Linked DNA regions of Homo sapiens: region 1 is linked to region 2. A link is an interaction called in ENCODE POLR2A ChIA-PET data of the cell type or tissue named here. Cell type or tissue: OCI-LY7. All regions are shown on one strand. Each heading gives the region's core, and the rest is flanking DNA. Links, peaks and the distances in the headings are about the cores only. Region 1 has its middle 32 kb from the start of MME. Region 2 overlaps MME (membrane metalloendopeptidase).

Region 1 (11,571 bases), core at 4,264-9,263, 97 kb before region 2:
ATGTTTATACATATGTGCATAACATTTTGCACAAATTGCACTATATGCCAAAGACTGTTTGAATCTTTACATTTTTCAATTTGAATAACTTGCTAAGTTACCTTTCAAGGAGGTTGTGTATTTTATTTTCCTACCAGTAGTGTATGAATGTATCTATTTTTTCATGCCCTCCCCACCATTGGATGTTAACAAATGTTTTGAATTGTGTTAATCTGAAAAGTGAAAAATATCACTTTGCTTTCACTGACTTTATTTAATTATGAATGAAAGTATCTTTTCATGTTTTTGACCCTTTACATTTCTTTTTCTGTCAAGTGTTTATCATCTTTGCCTATTTTCTGCTACATTTTATCTTAAGAGGCCATTCAAGTAAACCCCATGTAAATTTAGAAAAATTACCAATAGTAGGTTTTATATATATATATATATATATATATATATATATATATATGTATATATATATATATATATCACATTTGTAAGTATAGAAAAATCACCATTTGTAGGTTATGAACACTTTTCCAAGATACTCACATTTTTTTGTTTTTTTAATTTTGTTTTTTACAAAATTATGCTTAGAGTCTTTTTATGGTATAATTTTCAACATTTTATACCTGTTTCTTTATGGCTTTGGTGTTTTGTGCCCTGCTTAGAAGGTCCTCCCTGTGACAAAATTTATGTATAAGTTTATCCAACTTTTCTTACAGTAATTTTATAATGCTATTTTAAAATTTTTGATATAGCCAGATATTATTTTAATATTAGTATTAGACAGAAATCAACTTTAGTTTTCCAAACTTCTAGCAAATTTTTGCAGTATTACTTATGAACCTCTTTTTCTTTCTTTCTTTTTTTTTTTTGAGACGGAGTTTCTCTCTTGTTGCCCAGGCTGGAATGCAATGGTGCGATCTTGGCTCACTGCAACCTCCACCTCCCAGGTTCAAGCGATTCTCCTGCCTCAGTCTTCCCAAGTAGCTGGGATTACAGGCATGCACCACCACGCCCGGCCAATTATGTATTTTTAGTAGAGATGGGGTTTCTCCATGTTGGTCAGGCTGGTCTCGAACTCCCAACCTCAGGTGATCCACCCGCCTTGGCCTCACGAAGTGCTGGGATTACAGGTGTGAGCCACTGCGTCCAGCCTTATGAATCTATTTTTCTTCACCCATTTGCCACCTTCATAATATATTAATTTCCCATAAATAGTTGTATCTATTACTGGACCTTTTATTATGTTTCCTATATATAATTATTTTATAGTACCAAATTCTTTTAATATTTTTACTTGATTAGACGTTCTATTATCTGATAGACAAGTCTTCTGCTGTCACTTTTCTGTTTCAAAATTGTCCTTGCTATACTTACATGTTTACTTTTACGAATTTACTCTGTTAGTATTTTGTCTGATTCATCCCCAAAAGCTTTTGCTATTTTAATGAGACTGATGAACTTTAATTAATTTAGCATTAATTGCTAGCTTTGCAATGTTGACTTTACCTATTCATAAGCCAGCTTCCATTTTATCAATCTCAATGAAGTTAAAAATGTAGTCATAACAGTTTTATAAATTTTATACATTCCTCATTAAGTATTTCTCTTTTATAACTATTATATGTTGAATATTTTCTTCCTTTTTCTTTTTTTTTTTTTTTTTTTTTTTGAGACAGGGGGTCTTGCTCTGTCACTCTGGCTGGAGTGCAGTTGTGCAATTTCAGGTCACTGCAACCTCTGCCTGCCGGGTTCAAGCAATTCTCCTGCCTCAGCTTCTGGAGTAGCTGGCATTACAGGTGCACGCCAGGACACCTGGCTAATTTTTGTATTATTAGTACAGATGGGATTTCAATATATTGGCCAGGCTGGTCTTGAACTCCTGATCTCAGACGATCCACCTGCCTCGGCCTCCCAGAGTACTGGGAGATTACAGGTGTGAGCCACCACACTCAGCTTTTGTTTTTCTAACATTTATTGTTTACTGCTAGAGCAGCTTCTTTACTGTTGAGAAAGATTATATATTATTATTGCTTTTTTAAATTTTTATTTATTTATTTTGAGACAGAGTCTCGCTGTTGTTGCCCAGGCTGGAGTGCAATGGCACAATCTCAGCTCATGCAACTTCTGCCTCCCGGGTTCAAGCGATTCTCCTGCCTCAGCCTCCTGAGTATCTTCTTAATTGGAATGTTTATAGTGTTTCTCCATTAAGCAGTTTCATTATGCTGGATTTTTGTCAAATATATTCAACATCTATTGGGTTGGGATATTTTCCCCCTGTTAGTCCAATATTATGAAAAATTATATTAGTTAATTTTCTAGCATGTAAATATAGTTGCATTCTTAGGATGAACTGCACTTGACGAAGAAGTAGAATTTATTAATTGATCCACTTAATGCTATTTACAAATGTTTTAAATACATGCATATTAATAGTGTAAGTGAGCTTGGTCTGCAATTTTTTTTTTTTTTGGTGGGAAGTCAAATTTTAGTATCTTTTTCTGCTCAAATATGTAGTTGAAAGCTTTTCTTCTTTCTCTGTTCACTGAGATACTTTAAATCGGGTTGGAATTATCCATGAATTATCATTGTCCATGAAACCCTTTAAACTGATTTTTCAGAAAGTAGTCCTTCTATCTTTTCTGCAAATTTGGTTTGATTTCTTCTTTATAAAAAGACTTTTTTTTTTTTTTCAGACGGAGTCTCGCTCTGTCGCCAGGCTGGAGTGCAATGGCACGGTCTTGGCTCACTGCAATCTCTGTCTCCTGGGTTCAGACGATTCCCCTGCCTCAGCCTCCTGAGTAGCTGGGACTACAGGTGCCTGCCACCACACCTGGCTAATTTTTGTATTTTAGTGGAGACAGGGTTTCTCCATGTTGGCCGGGATGGTCTCCATCTCCTGACCTCATGATCCGCCCACCTCAGCCTCCCAAAGTTCTGGGATTACAGGTGTGAGCCACCACGCCTGGCCTATAAAAATACTTTTAAGTATTTTTAAGTATAAATGTCTAGGTAGTTGTGGTTTGGATCTTTCAAAATTAATTATCTTTTTTTTTTTTTTTGGTTTTGAGACGGAGATTCACTCTGTCACCCAGGCTGGTATCAGTAGGCTCTGTGGTGATCATCTCTTTTTTATTCTTGATCTTGATGGTTTATCTCCTTGTCTTCTTGATCACTACCTGAGAGTGTCAATTTTGTTGGTCTTTTCAATGAATCAGTCTTTGGTTTTGTTCATTTTCTCTAGTCTGTTTTCCATTTTGTTGATTTCTGTTCTTATCTTTAATATTTTCTTCAACTGACTGTGTATAGTTTGCTTTTTTTTTTAGCTTCTTAAGGTGGGATATTAGGCATTGACTTGAAATATTTCTTCTTTTCTAATATGAACATTTAAAAGTATGAGTTTCCCTCTAAGGATAGTATTAGATTTATCTGTTCATTATAATTCAGTCAAAAGTATTTTCTGATTTTCTGTATTCTCTGTGATATTCTTTGAGTTCATCCTATTTGGAGTTTGCTGAGCTTCTACAGTCTATAAGTTTATGTCTTTCACCAAATTTGGGGAATTTTAGCCGGATTTTCTTCAACTAGCTTTTGTGCCTCTATCTCTTGCACCAACTCTCTAAGACTCCTATCCATGTATGTTAGACTTTTTAATATTGTCCTATGTGTCCCTGAGAGCTGAGAGTTTTTTCCAACTTGTTTTCTCTTTATTCTTCAGGTTGGGTAATTTCTTTCAACTTATCTTAAAGTTTACTGACTGGTTCCTCTGTCATCTCCTTGCAGCTTGTGAACCTAACTATCCAGTAAGACTTTTAAAATTTGAATATATTATACAATCTTGTGCCACATAATGACATTTCAATCATCAACAGATTGCATATATGAGGGTGGCCCATAAGATGATAATGGAGATAAAATTTCCCATTGCTGGCCGGGAGTGATGGCTCATGCCTGTAATCCCAGCACTTTGGGAGGCCAAGGTGGGTGGATTGCCTGATGTCAGGAGTTCAAGACCAGCCTGGCCAACATGGTGAAACCCCATCTCTACTAAAAATACAAAAAAATTAGGTGGGCGTGGTGGTGGGCACCTGTAATCCCAGTTACTTAGGAGGCCGAGGCAGGAGAATCGCTTGAACCCAGGAGGCAGAGGTTTCAGTGAGCTGAGATCACGCCACTGCCCTCCAGCCTGGGCTACAAGAGTGAGACTTTGTCTCAAAAAAAGAAAAAGAAAAACAGTTTCTACTGCCTAGTGACATTTTGATTATCCTGACCCTGTGTAGGCCTAGGGTTAATATGTGTGTTTGTGTGTTAATTTTTAACAAAAAAGTTTAAAAAGTAAAAATAAGTAAACAGTTGTAAAAATAGAAAAAAGTTTAGAGGATAAGGTTCTAAAGAAAAATAATTTTTGTACAATTGTACAATGTTTTGTGTTTTAAGCTAAATGTTATTACAAAAGAGTCAGATAATTTTAATTTAAAAGTTTATAAAGTAGAAAAGTTACAGTAAGCTAAGGTTTATTACTGAAGAAAGAAACTTGTTTTATATAACTTTAGTGTGTACAGTGATTATAAAGTCTACAGTAATGTACAGTAATGTCCTAGGCCTTCACATTCACTCACCACTCACTCACTGACTCACCTAGAGAAATTTTCAGTTCTGCAAGTTCCATTCAAGGTATGTATCCTATACAGGTATTCCATTTATTATCCTTTATACCATATTTTCACTAGACCTTTCCTATGGTTATATATGTGTAGCTAAATAAATACTTTCCATTGTTTTACCACTGTCTATAGTATGTAATAGAGTATTTTACCACTGTCTATAGTATTTAATAGAGTAACATGCTGTGCAGGTGGTAACCTAGGAGCAACAGGCTATCCTATATGGCCTAGGTGTGTAGTAAGCTGTATCATCTAGGTTTGTGTAAGTACACTCTATGGTATTCACACAACAACAAAAATCACCTAACAACACATTTCCCAGAACATATCCTTGTTGTTAAGCAATGCATAATAGTACTTATCACCTCTAAAATTTCTATTTGGTTCTTTTTAAAAAGACAAGTCTCTACATGTCTCATGAGACTTTCTCTCATTTCATTTTTTTCAGGAGTGTTCGCTCTACAACATGTTGCCTTAGTTATATTAGCTGCATTAAAGTATCTGATAGTTCCAATATCTAGGAGGATCTCAAGGATGACAGGAGTTCATTGTCTTTTCTCCTGACGATTAGACACATGTTCTTGGTTCTCTGTATGTAGGATAATTTTTTTTTATTGTATCCTTAACATTGTAAAAGATGGATTGGGTAGACTATGGTTTCTGTTTTAAGTATCTGTAGAAGCCAGTCCGATTCAGGCAGTATGATCTGTCTCATTTCTGTAGGTGGTAATTTGAATTTCAGTTCCATGTTCGGAGCCTTTGTTAATCTGTTGTAGGTGTTGCTCATGTATTTATGGTTCATGGATTAGTATGAGGGTGTTTTGAGTAGTCTAGTTATCATTTCAGTTATTTTATCCATTATTTAGGTCTTTCCTGAGTAGGCTTTATTCCAGGGGGCATTATTCCTGAGTTAAAGCAAGAGATTTGTGCATGGAGATCAAAGCTCCGTCCCATTTTGAAACCTCTGTTATGTGCTAATTTGGTCTGACTTGTACATGCATAGATAGGAGTTAGGCAGAAACCTGTGTAGGATCACATACAGAATTAGAAAACTTCTCTAATTTTCTCCTTCCTAAGAATTTCCCCCTAACTCACTTCAGCTTGTAAAGTCCCCTTTTCCTGGTTTCTATGGGGCCTGCTCTTAGAGCAGAGTCACAAAGGAAAAATCAATTAACAAATAAATGGGAAACTCACTCAATATGGAACATGTCATTCAGTTTTTGCTCTCTTCTACAATCTGTCTTCTTTTGTTTCTTTTCAGTGTAATTCAGAATTTTTGTTTGTTGTTCAGAGTTTAGTATTGGGAGAAATGGGTTGTAGTAGGATTATTTTCTGAGATTTTGGCATTTGTTTAATGATACCTTTTGTACTTAAATGACAACAAATCTTGAATTTTTTTTATTAATTCATTTCATCAGAGCTCTAGAGACTTTGTGTCACTGTAAAATTAGAGGGAGTCTGAAACTACCTGCATACCGTTTTTTTACACCTGGATCCTCATAAAATTCTTTGTCCTTGAAGTTTAGAGTAGATTATTCTTGATGATGAACATTCTTCATCAGTTTTTCTTAGTACATGGTAGGCCTCTTGATCTGTGGTTTCAGTTCTTCCTTTTCATGTAAAAATACTCATTATTTTGTCTTTGAATATTTTTCTCTATTCTAGTGCTTGGTTTATCTTATCCATGCATACTGAAGGTCTTCATATAGAATTATTGTTTGCTTTCCATATCTTTTACATTGCCTCTAATTGTTTTAATCTCTGTCCCTTTCATATCAAATCACTGTTATTATCTCAAACCTTCCCTCCATTTCAAAAACTCTGTTTTTAACATGTTTAACTTATTCATTAGTTCTGTGTTAAGCACCCCCAGTTTGGTGCCTTAGCCCTGAAATCTCCCATTTTATTTCTTTCTATTGCTTCATTATTTTATTTTTTATTTCAATTTTACTGAATGTATGTTCTTCTTAATTCTTCTGTGTTCAGATCTCTCATGTATGTATAGTGAATTGAATAGTGTTACCCCAAAATTTACGTCTGGAAACTCAGAATATTACCTTATTTAGAAATAGTCTTTCCAGATGTATTTAAGATAATAATTGAGATAAGATTATGCCGGATTAGGATGCACCCCATGTCCCAAGAGAGTACCCTTATAAGAAACGGAAAAGGTCAAACAGAAATACCTAGAGAACAAAGCCATGTAAAGATCAATGTACAGACTGGAGTGATACATCCACGAGCCAAAGAATGCCAAGGATTGCCAGAAACCACCAGAGGCTAGGAGAGAGGTACAGAAGAGAGGAAGTAGCTTTGGAATTGGGAAATGAGTAGAGGCTGGAAGAATTTTTAAGCCACTTTATAGAAAAAAAAGTTTAGATTGCCTTGAAGAGATGCTTGGTGGAAATATGAATGTTAAAGGCAATTCTGCTGAGGGCTCAGATAGAATTAAGGAACATGGTAGAGAGATCTTCTATCATCTTAGTATATCTATCTATCTATCTATCTATCTATCTATCTATCTATCTATCTATATATAGAGAGAGAACAGAATGTTGGTAGAAATATAAGTAAAAGGATGTTTCTGGTGTGATCTCAGAAGGAAATGAGAGGTATGTCATCAAAAAATGGAAGAAAGAAAATTCTCATTATAAGGTGACAGAAATTGTTTTTACCTTATTTTGTTATTTTCTTTTAACTTTTGTTTAAGGTTCAGGGGTACACTTGCAAGTTTGTTATATACATACACTCATGTCACAAGGGTTTGGTGTACAGATTATTTCATCACCCAGGTACTAAGCACGGTACCCAAAAGGTATTTTTTCTGATCTCGTTCCTCCTCCGAACCTTCACTTCCAAGTAGACCCCAGTATCTAGCATTCTCCTCTTTGTGTCCATGTGTTCTGGTTCTTTAGCTCCCAGTTGTAAGTGAGAACATGTCATATTTGGTTTTCTCTTCCTGCATTAGTTTGCTTAGGATAATGGCCTCTAGCTCTATTCATGTTGCTGCAAAGGACACGATTTCATTCTTTTTTATGGCTGCGTAGTATTCCATGTTGTATATATACCACATTTTCTTTATTGAGTCTACCATTAATGGGCATTTAGGTTGATTCTGTGTCTTTGCTATTATAAATAGTTTTGTGATGAACATATGCATGCATGTGTCTTTATGATAGAATAATCTATATTCCTTTGGTTATATACCCAATAATGGGATTGCTGGATTGAATGGTAATTCTGTTTAGTTCTTTAAGGAATTGCCACATTGCTTTCCATGATGACTGAATTGATTAACACTCCCACCAGCAGTGTGTAAGTATTCCCTTTTCCCTGCAACCTTGCCAGTATGTTATTTTTTGACTTTTTAATAATAACCATTCTGACTCACGTGAGATAGTATGTCATCACGGTTTTGATTTACATTTCTCTAATGATTAGTGATGTTGGGCATTTTTTCATATGCTTCTTGGTTGCATGTATGTTTTCTTTTGAAAAAATGTTTGTTGATGTCTTTGCCCACTTTTTAATGGGGTTGTTTGGTTTTTGCTTGTAAATTTGTTTAAGTTCCTTATAGACTCTGGATATTAGAACACTGTCAGATGTATAGTTTGTAAATATTTTACCCTATTCTCTAGTTGTCTGTTTACTCTGTTAATAGTTTATTTTGCTGTGCAGAAGCTCTTTAGTTTAATTCAATCCCACTTGTCAACATTTGCTTGTGTTGCAACTGCTTTTGGGGTCTTCATCATGAAATTTTTGCCGGTTCCTATGAGGTGACAGAAATCTTGAGTGAATTGTGTTCTATAGTTGGGCAGAAAGCAAAACACATAAGTGATTAACTTGGATGTTTGAGCTGAGGATATTTCTAAGCAAAGTGTGGGAGGTTCAGCCTTATTTATCTTTGCCGCTCGTAGAAAAATGTGGCAGAAAAGACATAAATTGAGGAAGAAACTGTTAAGCAAAAGAAACCAGAGTTTGATGATTTGGAAAATTCTCAGCCTATCAGGTAGTATGCTCTAGAAGTAAGAACAAACATCCTGAACAATATTTTGCTGAAAAGATTACATGTGTAACTCAATAATCAGATCAACCTTCTCAGCAGAAGCCAAAAATTTAGATGACATTATTCAAGAAAATGTCTGTAGAGGACTCTTGTCCAATAGCATGGACTGCTGTGAATTCCATGGGAAACCAACAAGGCTTTTCAGAATGCTACACTAGCAGAAACACTATGTGATAGTTTATTTTCACACTGCTGTAAAGACATACCTGAAACTGGGTAATTTATAAAGGAAAGAGGTTTAATTGACTCACAATTCTGCGTGGCAAAGGAGGCCTCAAGAAACTTACAATCATAGTGGAAAGCAAAACAGGCACATCTTACAGGTGAGAGGCAGGTGAGAGAAGTGAGTGCCAAGCAAAGGGGACGCTCCTTATAAAACCATCAGATCTCATTAGAACTGACTCACTATCATGAGAACAGTGTGAGGGTAACTGCCCCCATGATTTAATTACCTCCCATAGGGTCCCTCCCATGACACATGGGTATTATGGGAACTACAATTCAAGATGAGATTTTGGTGGGGATACAAAGCCTAACCATATCATTCCGTCTCTGACCAAATCTCATGTCCTCACATTTCAAAACACAATCATGCCTTCCCAACAGCCTCCCAAAGTCTTAACTCATTCCAGCATTAACTCAAAAGTCCTAGTCTGAAGTCTTATCTGAGACAAGGCAAGTCCCTTCCGCCTATGAGCCAGTAAAATTAAGAGCAAATTAGTTACTTCCTAGATACAATGATGGTTCAGGCATTGGATAAATACACCTGTTCCAAATAAGATAAATTGGCCAAAACAAAGGGGTTATACGCCCCATACAAATCTGAAATCAATAGGGCCGTTATTAAAACTTAATGCTCCAAAATAATCTCCTTTGACTCCACATCTCATATCCAGGTCATGCTGATGTAAGAGGTGGGCTTCCACAGCCCTGGTCAGTTTCACCTGTGGCTTTCCAGGGTACAGTCCCGCATCCTGGCTGTTTTCACAAGCTGGCATTGAGTGCCTGTGGCTTTTCCAGGTGCAGAATGTAAGCTGTCAGTGTATCTCCCATTCTGGGATCTGGAAGACGGTGGCCCTCTTCTCACAGCTCTACTGAGCAGTGTCTCTGTGGGGACTTTCTGTGGGAGCTCCAACCCCACATTTCCCTTCTGCACTGCCCTAGAAGAGGTTCTCCATGTGCACACCTCTGCCTGGATATCCTGGCATTTCTGTCCATCCTCTGAAATCTAGGCAGAGGTTCTCAAAGCTCAATCCTTGTCTTTTGTGCACCTGCAGGACAAACACCAGGTGGAAGCTGCCAAGGCTTGGGGCTTACACCCTCTGAAGCAATGACCTGAGCTGTATCTTGGCCCCTTTTAGCCACAGCTGGAGCTGAAGTAGCTGGGATGTGGGGCACCACGTATTGAGGCTGCACAGGGCAGGGGGGCCCTGGGTCCAGCCCACAAAACCATTTTTTCCTCCTAGGCCTCTGGGCCTGTGATAGAAGGGGCTGTCATGAAGGCCTTTGGCATGTCGTGGAGACATTTTCCCCATTGTCTTGGTGATTAACATTCAGCTCCTCATTACTTATGCAAATTACTGCAGCAGGCTTAAATTTCTCCCCCAGAAAATGGGTTTTCCTTTTCTATTGTATCATCAGGCTGCAAATTTTCCAAACTTTTATGCTCTGCCTTCTGTTGAATGCTTCGGTGCTTAGAAATTTCTTCTGCCAGATACTCTAAATCATCTCTCTCAAGTTCAAAGTTCCACAGATCTCTAGGGCAGGAGCAAAATGCCACTAGTCTCTTTGCACAGCAAGAGTGATCTTTACTCCAGTTCCCAACAAGTTCCTCATTGCCATTTGAGACCACCTTGGCCTAGATTTTGCTGTTGATATTACTATCAGCATTTTGGTTAAAGCCATTCAACAAGTCACTGGGAAGTTCCAAACTTTCCCACATTTTCCTGTCTTCTTCCGAGCCCACCAAACGGTTCCAGTCTCTGCCCATTACACAGTTCCAAAGTCACTTCTGAATTTTTGGGTATCTTCACAGCAGCACCCATTCTCTGTGGTACCAATTTACTGTTTTAGTCTGTTTTCATGCCGCTTTAAAGACATACTCAAGACTGGGTAATTTGTAAAGAAAAGAGGTTTAATTGACACAGTTCCACATGTCTAGGGAGGCCTCAGGAAACTTACAATCATGGCAGAAGATGAAACAGGCACGTCTTCCATGGTGGCAGGTGAGATAAGTTAGTACAGAGTGAAGGAGAAGCCCCTTATAAAACCATCAGATCTCTTGAGTACTTATTCACTATGAGGAGAACAGCATGAAGATAACTGTCCCAGTTATTCAATTACCTCCCATAGAGTCCCTCCCATGACTTGTGGGGATTATGGGAATTACAATTCAAGATGAGCTTTGGGTGGGAGTGCAGCCAAACCTTATCACACTACCAGCCTGGACTGAAAGGGGCAGAGAGAAGACAAAATGAAGGAAGGCCACCAGATTTCTGGGATTCTAGCAAGAAATGGGCTGATAGAGCTATTCAGTCACAAATATTTGTTCATCTTTAAGAGAAAGGAAGAATTACTCTGAGGGCAGAACCACAGATACAAATATAAAGGCCAGAGACAGCAGGATGACTACCATGGGCCCAGAAAACAGAGGATCAAGCCTCAGAGGATTATTTTCAGACCTTGAGCTGAATGCAGTTTGTCCTGCCAATTTTTGCACTTGCTTCAAACCAGTAACCCTTTTATAACTTCCAATTTCTCCCTATGGAAATGAAAATGTTTATCCTATGCGTGTCCCAGTGGTCCACAGATGGAGAGGATTGCTAAGAATTGCCAGCAATCACCAGAAGCTGT
Region 2 (11,571 bases), core at 432-5,431:
CAAGAGTCTAGTTATGTTTCTGCTCCTAATACTGTCTAGTCTGAAACCAACTCACCATTTTCCAGAAGCAGTGTATTTGGAGTACCCAGTAACATGTTCTATTGATATAGTCATTTATAAACTCTTCTATTATCAAAATTGCCCCCAAATTAGTATTTTCTTAAAAACATAGAAAGTAAAACAGGATTTATTTGGAGTATAAGAAATGTGCTTTATTTTTCATTGTTAGGAAAATGAAGACAGTGGAACTTAATGGTATGGTGAAAGAATTTATTGAAATGCTACTTTATGCTTAGCTAAACCACTAATGGTAATGACAGCCCTAATATTTTACATTAGTTCTTCCAGTATGATAGTGAAACCATTATATTCTGAAAATGATTTTTACCTTAATGCATATATTAAGACCTATTTAATCAAGAGTGTCGATAATAGCAATATTGCTTTTAAAATATAATGGTCCCATATATCTGTTAGCTTAGGTCACAGTTTGTCTATAAATTTACGTTTATTAACATATTAAGTCATACAAAGATAGCATGTAGCTCTATTTTTAAAAATCTGTGTTACAAAGAATGAATTAATGACCTATATTTGTCTTCTGTTCTGATTTGAGGTCGAGGATTTGATTGCACAGATCCGAGAAGTTTTTATTCAGACTTTAGATGACCTCACTTGGATGGATGCCGAGACAAAAAAGAGAGCTGAAGAAAAGGTAAAGAGCAGACAGCTAACTAGCAAAGAAAAATCTTTGCTAGTATAGGAAAAATTAACTTTAAAAACATTTAGAAAAAAATATAATCAAAGATTGCATAAAAACTTGTAAGCTCCTTCAATATGTAGTGTTTCCAGAAAGAGTTTTTGTGGATAAAGATATATTTCTACAATTTTAATCTTTTATCTCTGCAACCAATACTCTAGCAAGGTGAAAATATTAAGTTTCTGTTCAAGCAAATGTAAGGTGGTGCACTATTGGTGCATTATAAGATCTATAATTAAAGAGATGTTGAAGAAGCTTTTTTATAACTATTCATGCCCACCCATAATGTGCAGCTTTTATTGAGACTTTTACTGAGTTTCATAAGAATAGGTCTAAGATTTCTCAGGAAATCTTAGGTTTAAATTTACTGTGATCATTTGTCTTTATAATTATATAATAACTAGGGGGAACATGTCCTGTGAAAACTGTTAACATGCTTTATGAGCAACATTCACATGCATCCTGACTAATCTCTGTAGTTAGGTTGGCAGAAAAAGCAGACGATTTGGATTGATAGAGGAGACAATAATAAATGTATTTTAATAAGATAATCAACCTTGGTCTAGTTTTCTTTTAGAATTAAATCACATGGAAGGACTATCTTTTTTCAGCTCTCAAAGAGCCCTGAGTGGGTTAGGCCTAGAACCTCTGCCCCCAGTATTGCTATCTTTCCATCACTCTGGCCAGCTCTTCAGACATTCAGGTTGGATTTGCTCCTTTCATGTCACAGCTGTGCATGACATGGCTCTGCTTGGTAAAGCCAGTTGGATTGTTCTGGATCGGCATTTCCAAAGTGGTGTCACAAAATACTGGACATGCAAGTTATTCCACAAGAGGCTCATGGTCAAAAGAGTTTGGTGAACACTTCTTGTAGGAAGGCTTCCCTCATCTCACCCTAGGCTGGGTTACATGCTCCTAGGGTGTGATTTTATTATCATACGTGGGAGTTAATATTTATTTCACTGCTTATCATTGCTGTTTACAATAAGCTCTTTATGGTTGGGGGCAGGGGGGCAGAAAATACTGCCTAGCATTATATCCTCAGCCCTTTATAACATACCTGGCCCTTGGTAGACCCTTGAAATATATTGAGTGAGTAAATTGATAAATTAATTTCCCATCCTGGATATTTATAATAACTTATGATTCTAACCTTATAATCTAACCCATTTTTAATTGTAAGAAGTCCTGCAATAAAGAAACTTGCTTAATGTTTTTGCGACAGCATTTACCCGAAGTAATTCACAATAATTTTTTTGTGTGTTTACTACCTTATACTTTCTGTAGAATTTGTATCCTTTAGAACACTCTTTAAGGAAATGTCTTACAGTAAATAAAGTATCATTAAGTGGGGGCTGGATTGTCATGACTGATGGCAAACCTACAAGAAAATGGGTTTGGCCTCAGTGACTTCAGTGATACATATGAGGCCTGATCCACTGACTGGGGAAATCCTGGGCTCATGTGACAGATTTGTAATAAAACTGCATCCATTTGATGGGAAACCATGTAACTCAGAGATACAGGCTAAACCCCCCATGAAAAATTTAAATTAATTAAATTATTTAAGAGTGATACGAAGTGGTAAAATCAAAAGTCAAGTATCATTGAGAAAATCAAGAGAGAAATAAAATAAAAATAGAAATAACAAGTAGTAAACAAGTGATAATGAAATAATAAAATAAGTAAAATAAACCATTTTAAAATAATTAAAAATGAACTTTAGAAGTAGTGATAAATAGGCCAGGTGCAGTGGCTCCCTGGTGTAATCCCAGCACTTTGGGAGGCCGAGGCAGGCAGATTGCTTGAGCCCAGGAGTTTGAGACTAGCCTGGGCAACGTGGTGAAATGCTGTCTCTACAAAAAATACAAAAATTATCTGGGCATGGTGGTGCATGCCTGTAGTCCCAGCTATTTGGGAGGCTGAAATGGGAAGATCACTTGAGCCCAGGAGGTGGAGATTGCAGTGAGCCCTGATTGTGCCACTGCACTTCAGCCTGGGCAACAGAGCAAGACCTTGTCTCAAAAGAAAAAAAAAAAAGATAGTAGTAAATACATAATAAATATGAGCTGGAATAACAAGGAAAACCTCGTTTTCCACTTAACTAATTAATGTCATTTATTGAACTTGAGAAGATAGGTACACTGACTTTGGAGAATAAAGGAGAACATAAAAACTCCAGGAACCAATATTTAGGACTAGTATTAGCAGTAAACCTATAAGCCCATATCTGTTTTCTCAGTCAAATCAATGAGGCAGAAAGGTAATTATAACCTGCTGGAATGGAAGCTGTAAATATTACTTCTTCTAAAAAATTGAAAAAAAAAGCTTTGAGAGAAAAAGTTCATAAAAGTACAAAATATGTGGAACAATGAGTTTTGTCAGTTTTTATGTTGGTTTTCTTGAGAAAGCTGCAGCCTATAAGGATAAGGCATTAGAAACTCAATTTCAGACCTGATTTTCATTTATTCTTGAACCTCCCAGGAAAGAGCCATTGCAAAGATCTCTGTTTAAGTATGTCAGACACTCATTTTATGAACAGTATGGATCAAGTTATTCAATTGCTAGTCATGGGCAGATTATAAATTTGTATCTGAAAGTTATATAATCATCTTCACATTCAATATTATAATTTTCATAGGCCTTAGCAATTAAAGAAAGGATCGGCTATCCTGATGACATTGTTTCAAATGATAACAAACTGAATAATGAGTACCTCGAGGTAAGTCTCTATAAAATAGACTCTGGACTACTGATACTTAGGGCTGGTAGTAGTGTCATTTTTAGCTATGGGGTGCCTGAAATTATATGAAGTAGCCTGAAACCACAGGTTGTATTATATAAAGCCTTCAACGCTGGTGCCAGAATGATATTTGTTTTAGCCTTTTTGTTTTCATTAGCCAGGACTATATTTGGTTATTGTTCATTTGGTTTCCATATATTCCATTTTAAGAACCGTAAGTAAAATCTGGTGTCCTTTAAAGAGTATCAAGGAAGGGATAGACATCAAGGTGGTGAACAACAGGCAGGCTTCTTATCACATTTTACACAGGCTTCGAGTTTCCCTCCACCTTCTAAGTTTTCCTCTACTGGAAAAACCAATTCATGCCTACTGTATTTTAAAAACAAAACAAAACAAACCCTGATATTTGAGAACTGAAAACTATTTTGTTCTGCCCTGGTAATGTAACAGTTAAAAGAGCAGAGAGTTGCTTAAAGTCACTGCAGTGCTGATTTCAGACTCAACTGAAAGTCTTGCTGCTAACTCTGCAGTCACCACAACTACATGATACCCTGATGACAGCGAGGTGATCCTTGCCCAGGTCCTGGGATGACAGTGATTCCTCATTCATTGATTACTAGTCTAGCATGGGGATTTGCAAACCATACTGCCTTCTTCTCTCTTTCCATTTGCAGAAGAAACTTGACTTTTTCTTTTAAATGAGCTGGTTATAGCTTGCAAGACCCAGGGGTCCTTATAGCAGGAGCATAGTGGCTACGAACACAGACTCAAAACCAAGTTCCTTGATTCCAGATCCCAGTTCCACCACTCATTTAAACTTGGTCGAGTGACTAAACTATATCTCAGTTTCCTTGACTTTAAAATGGGGATAGGAGCCCTTAGTTCATCGGTATTAAATGAACATAATATTAGATTCTATTAGTATAATAGAATTAAATGAGTATAATGTAAAATTTAAAGTACTTAGAATAGTACTTGGCACATGGTAAGTACTAAAGAAGAATGTGCTATTATCCACATGTGTTATGTGAAGATTAATGTCATTAATGTGAGGTTTGTTTGACACTTGGTTTCATTTGATTATTATAAAATAATACACTGAATTTGTGATTTGGCTGGAATACTGACCTGTGATATACTAATAGAATTAGGTTAACTGGAACTACATCCTTTTTTGGTAAGTTTTTTAATGCTCTCTTTTAACTTTATTGACTGATATAATTTAAGAAAATCCCTATGTTTTTAGCAAAAATTTAGAAGATACCGGTTTTAATATTTCTTCCCAAATCTTCTTTATAATACAGTTGAACTACAAAGAAGATGAATACTTCGAGAACATAATTCAAAATTTGAAATTCAGCCAAAGTAAACAACTGAAGAAGCTCCGAGAAAAGGTGGACAAAGATGAGTGCGTATATTCTCATTTCTAATGTGATCATCTAGAAGCAGGTCTTTCCCTCCTTTCTTTGTTGGATTAAGTGAAAGAGCCTCAGTTAGAAAAATATTAAAAAGTACAAAGTCCTCTTTTTATTGAGAACTTCTAAAAGCATCTAATTATGGTATACTAAAGATATGGATCAAGACTTTAACCAGATTAAAATACCTTTCTCATTAAGGTATCCTCAAATTTACATGTCTTTAGTTTCGTCTTATGTCATTGCCTATCAGCTCAATTTATTTGTGAACAAGATTCTCAAAAACCTTAGCTTAAGTAAGCCAATTCATAGCTCCTTTAAGCCTTCTCTTAGGCCTTACTCTGTGTCCAGAATTTTCTTCTGCTGACAGCCCCACCTTTTTTCTATCAGTCAATCCCACAACTCCATCCCCTTCATAGATAGTTAATGTAAGACTTTTCTAACCCTGTGGTAGTCAAATAGGAGATACTAGGAACCATTCTTATTCACAGTCTTCTTATGCTCTTAATCTCTGCTTATTAGTGACATTAGTATTTCCTAATAACTATTAGTTTAGATTTTATTTTTTCTATTAAATAGATATAACTAACATATTTATCAGCATATGTGTTTATGCACCGAAATTCCTAGAACCACTTATGTTGACTTTTTCTCCCTAGGCTCTTAGCCCCTAGACAACAGGGGCTATTCCTTTTGACCATAAAGTCTCAGCATCTAGCATACTGAAGAATCTCAGTTAAAACAAAATTAATGAGTGAGTGAGCAAGTGAAAAATAAATATACTAACTTGATTTGTGTGGTAACTAACACAGTAACATGCCAAAGAGGTGCTTGTTTCATTCATGCATTCATTTATCCTTTCATGCATTTATTAACATTTTGGAACACGAAGTCCAGGTGTCATTGGGTACTGGGAGAATCAAAGGTGAACTTTGATTACATTACAAGAGCAGAAGGTAGACAAGACATGGTGTAATAAACTGCACCACCAAGAGGGAAATGTCGTGCCAAGCAAAGTACAAAGTGCTGTGGGCTTATTTGATGATAAGACTGTTCTGTTCTCAGTAAACCAAGTACAGGTTGGACAAAACTGCTAATGGAAATGCCAGTGCATTTTAATCCTTACTCAACATGTTGAACTCTTGCAACACTGACGTGTCCTGAAAGAGAGAGCAACTCTTTTGCTGACTTCTAAGTTCATATTGGAACAAATATTGTGTTATCTGATGCTAAAAATGGGATTGCAAATATTATAGAATGTTTAGTGTCCCATCTGGGAAAGAAAGAGAGTGAATACACATGCTTGGCATTATAATCAAGTTACCATATCCTGTCTCTTGAAACACACAAAAAGTTATGCAAAATAATTATCTGGGTGAATTTATGATCTGAGAAATTTCTTATAAGTCTGTATATTTGTATTTCTTTAAAAATAGACATACTAAGATTTAATAATTGTTAGCACTATAAAATATCTATAGACAAATACTGTCAAATATTATTTCTGAAATGGCCAAATTAACCAGTACCCATAGGACATCAGGAAATTTCTTCATAATTCTAGAAATAGTTGTTGAATTATTGCTTGATGTTTTCTTTTGAGGTTAACGTAGTGCCAGTTTCATAATCATTTTGTCATATAATTTACACTGTTCATTCCCTTTCATCATATGGGCTGATTTTCTCTGCATTCTTCTCTTTTTAAGATAGATAATCAAAAGCCAAAAGTGTATACAATATTTTAATGAATGAATGGTCAATAGCACACATGCTTCAGTAGTACTTTTTGGTCCTCCCCATGAGCTTCTGATGATCACAAATGCAATATGAATTCTAAGGTCTTCTCTGCTATATGGAGCCAGCTTTCCTTTCTTTCCTATAGTCTGCCTGTATACCAGATACAAAGGTTCAAAACTCTAGCTGCACATGATAATCACCTGGGGAACATTTTAAAAAACACTGATTCCCCAGCTCAAGCACCCTAGAATGTGATGTAATTGTTCTGTAGCTGGAACCCAGATACTGGTATTCTTTTTAAGTACCACCCACCAAGTGAGAACCCCTGAGTTAGTGTTATTTCCCTTTTGTGTGATATCATTCCTGTTCATATTCAATTTTATGGAATTTTTCACAAGATGATGCCTTTAATTTGGCAATTTAGGTTTAAAATTTATTTTTATCTTCCAAAATAATCAGAAACCCTCTGACAGTAATTGCATCAAATCATTAAGACTGAGCCCTATAGGATACAACATGATCGAAGCTCCTCTCATTTTATTAAGGTTTCTTGCAGGGAAAGTTACTGACTTATTTTGAACCTGCTTAATAGTAATAAAGTTGGCTGGACATGGTGGCTCAGGCCTGTAATCGCGCCACTGCAGTCCAGCCTGGGCGACAGAGCAAGAATCCGTCTAAAAAAAAAAATGTAATAAAGTCATTACTCTTTTTTCTTTTCTCTTTTTGTGGAGCACCAAGTTCAAGTCCTTGCTGTGTATGTTTAGACAGATAATTTCTGTTGCTTCTACTTGTCCACATAGCCCGTAGTTACATCTTAGAGAATTACATTTTCAGATGCTCAAGATCCTCACTCCCAAAGTCTTGAAAGAGAAATATGTGTGCATACCCAAAACTGAAGGGACAGAGTTGAGACTTTTGTAGGGTTGTATTGTAGGGCACTTCAGAGAAATGATGATGCATTAAATTTTCAAGACAGCAACTAATGTAAATGAATTCAATTAGCCAAATAGTAAACTTCTAGACACTTTTTTCCCCCAATTCACATGCTCTCACTGGGCAAACTCATTTTACTTCTCGACATCTTCTATCATCATCATGTCAGCTGAATATTTGTATTTGACTCAGATCCATTTACTAAGATTCAAATCCAAATGTCTACATGCTTATGAAACATCTCCATGTAGATGTCTTATTGACCCTAAAAACACAGCATTTGTCATTTAGGCAAAAAATAATATCTGCCCATTTTCTAAAAACCTCCATTTTACTGCTACCAAGACAGAAACCAAGGACTCATTTTAATCATCCTAGACTTATCCCTTTCTGTTATTCCTGACATCTACAGTGATAGTTAATTCAAATCTCCATTTTAAAAAAAAAGTCTGCATCCACCAGCTGCTATTTAAATATTACGTAGGAATGGGAAGAGGGGATCTCTAGCTCACCATTCCCATGGTCACTTCTGTAATTCAGACATTTCTCACTGTTCATTGACTCATCTCAATTATTATCCTACTTTTTTTACCAACCACCTTCTATATCTTCAGTTTATCCTCCACACTACTACCTTAGAGATTTTTTTGAAGACACAAATTGGCATTTTATTTCCTGATGAAAACACTTCAGTGTATCCCTGTTGCCTGTCTCATGATGTGTGACTGTTTTGAAGAGAACCAAGGCTCTTCATACCCCACACTAGCACTCCAGAGTTCCTTCACATTCACCCTACACCTCACCATTGTCCAAAGCTCCAACCATATGAATTACTTCCAAATCCTTTCTCTGTCTTTCTTACATCCTTGTCTCTTACCCTGGACCACCCTTTATGCCCTGGTTCATCTAACAGAAACCTACACATGATTTGATTAAACTTTAAGTGTCACCTCCTTCCTCACAGCACCCCATTGCATATTTCTCTTCACCTTGGGCTGTTCTACACTTTGCACATTTTGGTCAAAGTACCAGTACATTTTACTACGTTTAGTTGGACTAGCCCCTATTGAAAGCAAAAACCAGATATTTGTGTCACCAGAGCTTAAACACTAATGAACAGAATGTAGCTCTTTATGAATGTTTATGGGAAGAATAAATGATAAAATTGCCAATTTGTAATAATGATAATAAAACTAACTCAGCTGCTAAAATAAAAATGGTCACATCTGGCTGGGCCCAGTGGCTCACGCCTATAATCCTAGCACTTTGGGAGGTCAAGGTGGGCGGATCACTTGAGGTCAGGAGTTTGAGACCAGCCTGGGCAACATGGTGAAACCTCGTCTCTACTGAAAATACAAAAATTAGCCAGGCATGGTGCCATGCAGCTGTAATGCCAGCTACTCAGGAGGCTGAGGCAAGAAAATCACTTGAACCCAGGAGGTGGAGGTTGCAGTGAGCCAATATTTTACCACTGCACTCTAGCCTGAGCGACAGAGAGACACTCCGTCTCAAAGAAAAAAAAAAAATGGTCACATCCAAACATTTCACTATCATGGCTGGGGAAGATACACAACATCATCTTTAACAAATTCAAGAAATTGAGGAAGTCAGGAAGTCTGCATGTGAGACACCCAAGTTAATAATTTAGCTAAAAGGGCCTCCCTCTGCTCTTATGAGTGGCTGGCACCTGCAAAGGACAGGGATTTACTTTTTTTTTTTTTTTTAAGACGGAGTCTCACTCTGTCACCCAGGTTGGAGTGCAGTGACACCATCTCGGCTCCCACCTCCCAGGTTCAAGCGATTCTCCTGCCCCAGCCTCCCGAGTAGCTGGAATTACAGGTGTGCACCACCATGCCCAGCTAATTTTTGTAGTTTTAGTAGAGACGGGGCTTCACCATGTTGGCCAGGCTGGTCTCGAACTCCTGACCTCAGGTGATCCACCCACCTTGGCCTTCTAAAGCGATTTAAATTTTAAAAGCTCTTGATTCATGTGGTTTCTGATGCCTAGTATGTGTTTCCAAAATCATCTCAAACATTATGTCTTTTAAGGATTTTGCGCCAGTTTGTAAAGAATTTTAAACATGTCATTATAACATAGAAATAGTGCTGAATCGGGAATATAATACCCTTTGGTTACTTAACAATATTTCTAAAATATTTACTTCTAGTAACATGAATTTTCATTTAGAGTTCATAGAGCAAACATGAATCTCTAAAGAAAAAGATGTACAAGAACAAAACAAAATGAGTCTCTTGTTTTTAGACTTGATGTTATTTTGTTAGTTTCTCAGGACAGAACTTCCTGTGATATAATTGTGATGGGTGTTGCTAGTGTTTGTGAATCATAACTGTTGAGCCCTGGAGTTAACTTTTTATAAAGTACAAAGAGGAATCTCATTGGTGCATCTCTCTTGCTGTTCTGCATCAAAATGAAAGCATACTGACATTGACAGGAGCCAAGTCAATAAACATTTATTGAGCAGCTAGCTTGTGCAGAGCACTGTGCTAAACAAAATAGATGACAAAGAGGAGAACAAGATGTTGCCCTTTACTCGGGAGTCTATGATCTTAAGGGGCAGATGATTAAAAATTAAATCTGATGAAAGGCGGGGTTTGGTTGCTGCTATTACCAGGAAACAAAGTGCTAGAACAGCACTTTTTTCAAACCACAAAGCTTTACTTATTAGTAAAACACAATTTTTCAAACCACAATTAAACCTTTACTTATTAGTAAAACATTCTCTGGAATCAATATGTCAGCATTTAAATTAATATTGAGGTGAGCAGAGGATTCACAAAAAACAAAACAAAAATGATTGGCTCATTTCTGTCTGCCCCTTGGTTGCTTCAAGCATGGTGTTTTTTTTCTAATCTGGTGCAATTGGATGGTGGCACACCTCTGAAATAAGTGGAACCCCTAAAGCTGGCAGCTCAACATCTGTGACTCCGTGGTGCATATAGAAAGTTCCTGAAAGGCCAGCACCACCAAAAATGGCAGAGCAGTTGGCACCCTGGGAAGTGACACTGTAGTTTTGCCACTGCAATGAGTGCCTAATACTCTTTTAGTGTTCCAGTTCTGCCATTCACAACCTGTGGCCTTTTAAAAGCCCTGTGGTTTCCTTATTTATAAAATGAGTAGGCTGTGCTAGACTGTAGAATGTGTCTGAGGTTCTTTCTGGCACTAAAATTCTGTGGACCTTACTGTGAAGTTTTCATAAGAGCCAGGAAGTTTTCCTCCTTGGCTTCTCCGCATCAAATGACCCAAGAGAAAAAAACACATTCTTGAGTGGCAGAGAAGTACCTCGCTTCTTTCTAAAATATCCCTTCTGATTTTTCCACTTCACTAATGTTTCTAGAACCAACCTTCTTTCTAACTAAGTTCTGTATAGTTCAACTTGAGTATCAAAGGAAAAATAATTATGCAGAAATTATATGGGTAAATATGATGGCCCAGCAGTGGAAAGTTGATAGTCTCTCGAGGGTGGGCAGGCGGAGCACCGGACACTTGAGACAAATGACTCTCCATAAATGTAGACGGAGATGATTTGTAAAAAGGACTATTTGACTCAGCAAGTATTAGCCAGAAAGAAGAGATACACTAAACTTGAACAAATCAGTTTAATTTCCCAAGGCAGTATCTGCCATGGCATCCTCATGTTTTGCACATGTTGTAACAGATGAAAATTTTAGATTTTTACGTTTTATGCTTCCATTAAGCCAACAGAGTCTTTGCAGATTTTCATTGTGTTTTGGGGTTGTTAGCAAAATGTGTTCTATTGGCAAAAAGATTTCTGCTTTTTAGTCAGCATTTGATGAGGGATTCTGTTTTGTTTCGTTTTGTTTTGTTTTCCAGAGGGGGAAGGGGAATTAGAAAAGGAAGCCGAATAATTTAAAGGCTGAAATTTTAGGTAGTTCTTTTTTAAAAACAAAACGAAACAAAAATATCATCTTCAAACAACACAATTAAAAGGTCCTAAACTTCC

What was found. Peaks named below come from ENCODE experiments on the same cell type or tissue, not always from the same donor. Only the 100,000 strongest peaks of a DNase experiment are listed, where the experiment ranks them.
Region 1: POLR2A ChIA-PET joins it to region 2 with 10 read pairs; 2 of 35 experiments call an interaction of 5 or more read pairs at or near these places.

Annotation. Positions count from the first base shown.
Region 1 is chr3:155,042,489-155,054,059 of GRCh38, forward strand. It overlaps a transcript of MME not described here. Among named protein-coding and RNA genes, the nearest start is that of MME, 32 kb to the right of the region's middle. In OCI-LY7, for the core only: no CTCF peak of the experiment used is centred there; a DNase peak (open chromatin) is centred at 6,233; H3K4me3 peaks cover 638 bases; H3K27ac peaks cover 731 bases.
Region 2 is chr3:155,143,743-155,155,313 of GRCh38, forward strand. MME (membrane metalloendopeptidase) reads left to right here. Exons shown (of 23, transcript NM_007289.4): 14 at 617-715; 15 at 3,402-3,482; 16 at 4,808-4,911. Among named protein-coding and RNA genes, the nearest start is that of MME, 69 kb to the left of the region's middle. In OCI-LY7, for the core only: no CTCF peak of the experiment used is centred there; no DNase peak of the experiment used is centred there.